Regions from separate parts of the Mus musculus genome. Here region 2 is linked to region 1. Evidence: chromatin loops called from intact Hi-C (ENCODE). Cell type or tissue: gastrocnemius. All regions are shown on one strand. Region 1 has its middle 28 kb from the start of 4930556N13Rik. Region 2 holds the start of 0610039H22Rik (RIKEN cDNA 0610039H22 gene).

What was found. Peaks named below come from ENCODE experiments on the same cell type or tissue, not always from the same donor. Only the 100,000 strongest peaks of a DNase experiment are listed, where the experiment ranks them.
Region 2: a loop joins it to region 1, with 2.0 times the contacts of the local background. A loop is called at or near these places in 1 of 42 quality-filtered maps.

The regions. Positions count from the first base shown.
Region 1 is chr11:88,822,202-88,824,701 of GRCm38, reverse strand. No RefSeq gene overlaps it. Among named protein-coding and RNA genes, the nearest start is that of 4930556N13Rik, 28 kb to the left of the region's middle. In gastrocnemius, a CTCF peak has its summit at 1,459 (motif pointing right); DNase peaks (open chromatin) are centred at 1,471 and 1,924.
Region 2 is chr11:88,618,013-88,620,512 of GRCm38, reverse strand. All of the region lies in intron 5 of Msi2 (musashi RNA-binding protein 2), which reads left to right. It overlaps 0610039H22Rik (RIKEN cDNA 0610039H22 gene), which reads right to left and starts at 1,262. Exons shown (of 3, transcript NR_131025.1): 1 at 743-1,262. In gastrocnemius, a CTCF peak has its summit at 1,243; DNase peaks (open chromatin) are centred at 68, 825 and 1,594; H3K4me3 peaks cover 555 bases; H3K27ac peaks cover 2,500 bases.

The sequences.
Region 1 (2,500 bases):
TGCCACAAAAGTGATCATTTATGTAGATGGGTATTTTATTTTGCCTGCGAGCATAATCTGTGTATCTCGTGCCTGCCTGGTGCTTGAAGAAGTCAGAAGAGGGAGTCAGGACCCCTGGAACTGGGTTCCAGATGCTTGGCAGCTGCCATGTACGTTCTGGGAACTCAAACCTGGACCCCTTGGGAGAACGGCCAGTGATGCTTTGAACCACTGTGGCACCTCTGCAGCCCCGCCCCTTTGATGTTTAACGGGAGGCTAATGAGCATGCATTGTCACGAGTCTGAGTATGGCTCAGATTGTTTCTGTTGGATAGTGCTAGGTAGGGAACAGGGTTCTGAGGTCACCGCCCTGCAGGCTGTCTCACAGTAGAGGCTCAAGCGTTTGCTACAATTTATTTATAATGCTTGCAAGTGGCTGGGCCCAGGCCCACTGAACCAGAGATTCTTAAGAATGGGACTTTGAAACCTACATTTTTTTTTCAATCCTGGGGTGGGGCAAATACAGGCCTTCACGCGTGTTCTATCGCTAGGCTACATCGCCAGCCCTTTTTACATTTTTATTTTGAGACAGTTTTCCAAGCTGGCCTTAAACTCAAGCCATAGTCCAGGTAGCTGAGGCAGGCCTTGAACTTGTGACCCTGTCTTTTCCTTTTTCTCTGAGTTTTAAAATAGAAGAATAACCGTAAACAGCTTTCTTCTTCCCTTCCTTCTCTTCCTTCTCCATCATCCCTCTTTTTTTTTTTTTTTTTTTTTTTTTTTTTTTGAGACAAGGTTTTTCTGTGTATCCTGGAACTTGCTCTGTAGACCAGGCTAGCCTCAAACTCACAGAGGTCCACCTGCCTCTGCTCCCCTGGTGCTGGAATTAAAGTTGTCCGTCAGCACCCCCTGGTTGACTTTGAGCTTTCAACCTTCCCATTTCGATCTCCCAACTGCCAGGCTGGGATTACAGGTGTGACCACTATATCCAGTTCAGGTCATGCTGGAGAGAGAACCTAGGGTTCCGAGTGTGCTCTGATAAGTTCTCCCCAACAGCCACGTCCTCAGGGTTGTCCAGTTACTTCTAAAGTGGTGTGCTTCCCCCTGGGTTGAGACAACATGGAATCCTTGGGTCCTGGTTTGGGGTTAGAGCTAATTATTGTGTGATCTGGGTGATGGCCTGCTGTCTGCCATGTGTGCAGTGTTGTGCCTTAGGTCAGATGTATCTGGGGGACAGTTATCAAAATCAGGGTGTGCAGTTTCGTTTCAAAACACCCAGTTTCCTGTTTCATTTCATCCATATTCGGCAGGGCATAGTTTGTAATGGTCTTATTCAGAGGGTGGAAAGAGAGCATTTAAACAGTAAAAGGCCCACCTTAAGAAGTAGAGTCGTAAAAGAGAATGGTTTTTGAAGTGTTTAAAGGAGTGGAATGAAGTCTTGTGCACTCCACAGGGCAGACTGCTGCTATTGTGGTCTATGTCCACTAGATGGCACCACAGCACAAGCTACTACGGGTATCCCCTCCCTTTGCCTCATCCCAGAAAACAGGTTCTCCAAGCACTTGTCTCAGTATTAAACTTAACAGGAATGCAAATCCCCAGCTCATACCCGAGACTTACTGACCGAGAACCGTGTAGCACTTTGTCCACGTAGTTTAGATGCAGACTTAAGTTTGAGAGCCACTGTCCTAGAATCAACCTTGGGGTAGCTTGGGAAGATACCTGTAGTACGCCAAAAGCGCTTGCTGGGGAGGGAATGAGGAGGTGCGTGGGGGGCGGGGCGGGGTGAGGAGGGGAGGGAGGGTGGAAGACAGTCAATGGTGCAGGTATATTTAGTGCCAAGGAGCTGCTCCAAAATCAGAGAGCTGATATGGACTAGGGGGCAAGACTGGATTTCTCCCAAGTCGGGGAAGTAGAGGAGAGAAAAGAGGGCTCTTCAAAGAGATCCCCTCCCTTAGGGCGCCAGATCATGGGCTAGGAGCTGAATCATAGGCTGAGTTCTCTGCCGGGAGCCCCAGGGCAGCTGTGTCCTCATTGTGGCTGTTCATCTCAGCCTGTTCTGAAATTTCACCAACCTACTACTGTGTTAATGGATTGAAATCTTGCAACCCTCCCAAGACGACCCAGGAAAATGGATGCTAAGAATCAAAAAGAAGCTTGAGACGGGGTGGGAAAATCACTAGTGAATTAAAACCTTATTTTTGTCTTTTCGATCCTATCTGTACCCTCAGGGAAGGCCAGTGCAGAATGAATTCATCTCTCTCTCTCTTTTTTTTTTTTTACACAAAAATTCCTTTTGCAGGTCGCAGCTGAGGCTTCACAGGGGCGACATACCATGCAAATATGTATTTTTTTTTCAGTTATGATGTATACAGTTTTTAGTTTGATTTATTTTTGGTGTCAGAAACAAAATGGAAGTTAGCTCTTTAAAAATGAGTGTGGCTGGCTGAATAAATAAATAATATGCTCTTGGCCAGTACCTGCCAGTACCTCCTTAATTGCCCATTGATTCTTTAATTCTCTGC
Region 2 (2,500 bases), 200 kb after region 1:
CTCCACCTCTAAATATAACCAGCCAGTCAATCAGTCTTGGCAGCCGTCGGGGCTAGGGCTGTCAGACGGAGTTTGCCTTGGATCCTCTGAACTATTGGCTTGTTTTCCCAGCTTGCAAGTGTATTCAAATAGTGAGATTGGAATTAGCCTTGCAAACATGCCGGCAGGTGGGGCCTCCAGGTTGAGAAGGAGGCAGCGTTTGTGGTGTCAAATGACATTTCTCTCTCCTCCACTCTCTGAAGTGGAGCAGGGGCTGAGTTGAGCGAGGGAGTGGTGGCTTTCACGCTTAGTGAGCAAGATGCGTGGGTGTGTTTTCCTGAATTGTGATTAAATTTTTTTTTCTTTTAAATTTTAAGTTGTTGCAAGAGAGAAAATGAGAAACCGGCAGGTGGTGGGGATTACTCGAAGGCTGTGTTGGATGGAGGAGGAGTACAGATGTAGTTTGGGGAGGGGTGTTTTCCCAGGGTATTTCAAGTGGACTCTGAGGCTCCCATCCTGGCCAGGGTTCTAGGTCTTCAGAAAGGACACAGCTTCCTGAACGGGAACAGCCCTTCCTGCTGCTGCCCTGAGGCTATTCCTGTAGGCTAGGAACAGTGTGGCTCCCAGTCCCCCCCCCCCCCCCCGAGGCTTGTTAAAGGGACCTGTGGGTAGCTGCCCGAAGATGCTAAATCCCAACCTGAAAGGCACCAGGGAGAAGCCTTGCACACACATTGCCATCCCTCTCACGCCCAGTTGCTTTTACCTGGAGCTTCATTGAAGGATGCAGTTGCGGTTGTCTGTGGCATGGCCTGGGCACATGGGTCCCTGCACTTCCGCCAACTGTGTGGTACCCTGTAGGCCTGGGCAGCTCTGTGATTGGTGCCAGCAGCAGATGCAATCATCCAATGATGGGCATCCACACTGGGTTCTGTAGGGTTCCGGGTCTTTAGCTGAGTTTAGAGAGGAAGAAGTTAAAGCAGCTCACCCAGGTCCTAGGGGCTCCTGCAGCCCAGAGTTGTCCTATACATGAATCTTCCAGAGGAGTTGCTTTGTGGTCCAGGACCCCTGGTTATCCATGACACCCTTGCATGGGATCTGTAAAGATAATTTTTTTTTCCATAAGAATTCTAAGATCGGTCTTTCATGGATATACAGTGGAATTTTCCAAAGGAAATCTCTACCAAGGATTTCCATCTTGGGCTGCCTCCTGGTCATTTGGTGACATAGTGCTGAATGCTGAGAAAACTTGTCCTAGGTAGGACCTGCTTCGATCCCCTGGTGGACTGTTGGTGTTGGTGCTGGTGTCTTGGGTTAATTTTTTGTGATCGTCGAGGGAGGACACCCCAGAACGTCAACGGGCATCAGTCACCAGCCTTGTTGTTAACTGTGCTTCCTCCTCTGTCACGGGGAGGAGTGTGGGTTCTGAGCAGCTGTGTGCTACAGAGCACTGTAACCCTGAGAGAGGTGGTGACCTCTCTGATCCCCTGCAACCCCTACAAATAGAGCAGGCAAGAAACTGCTGAACAGACAGACATGTGGGCCTCTGCCAGAGAGAGGGGCCCTCCCATTACTGAGTAATTTGTTTTGGGTTAGTCCCCCGAGAGATGGGGGGGGGGCAGGGGCGTGTAGCACCTTCTCAGTTGCTTCTGGCTTTGCAAAGGGACATGATGCAATGCTCACACAAGATGTCAATTAGCTCTGAACTGGGAAGGAAGGGATGAGAGGGCCCAGCCTGTGCCTGGGTAGGGTGCCATTCTGTGAGTTCCTTCATTTCATGTGCTCCTGCGAGCAGAATCTGATACCAAGGATAACAGATGAACAAAAGGGGGGGTACCTTCATTTGTGTCAGGCTGGGCAGGCTTCCTTTCTGGTCTCAATACTGTATCTACAGTGTCCCTAGAGAATGATGGGACTGTGATCTGGAGGGGTTCAGAGGAGAAAGGAGCCAGGGTAACCCTCACCCTCCCTTAACAAGAATAGAAGACAGTAAAGGGCCCCAGAAATAAATAATTGTTAACCAGACTGATTAATCAATAGACTAATTAAAAATCAAACACCTAAGAACACCACGGTCTGGGTTAATTATAAACCAACATTGAGGCGTTAAAACTTGTCCAGCCCATGGCTTTGAATTATTAACTGAATGAGTTAATTTCAAGCCGTCAGCTTAGGTAGCTGTGAGATCCAGGGTTAGAAGGAGGGGAGTTAGTGTGCCCTTTCCTTCGAGGGCCCGCTTTGGCGCCACGATCTTTATCAGTGTTGCTGTTTGCATTTTAAATCAAAATATCCTAAATGTTAGGCAGAGCCTCACACGCTTCAGTAAACTGTGCCGAAGGAGCAGAGCGAGCCAGCAAGAGTTGGCCTACGCTTTTCTTTCCTGTTGAAAGAACGACCGGTCTTAGTATCCCAGCATTCCAGTGGGAGAAAGGGCTCTGATGAATGCTTTCGGTTTGCAGTGATGACCACCCCCCCCCCCCCGCCCCCAATCCTGGCCCCAGCTCTGGCCCTGGCCCCGGCCCCT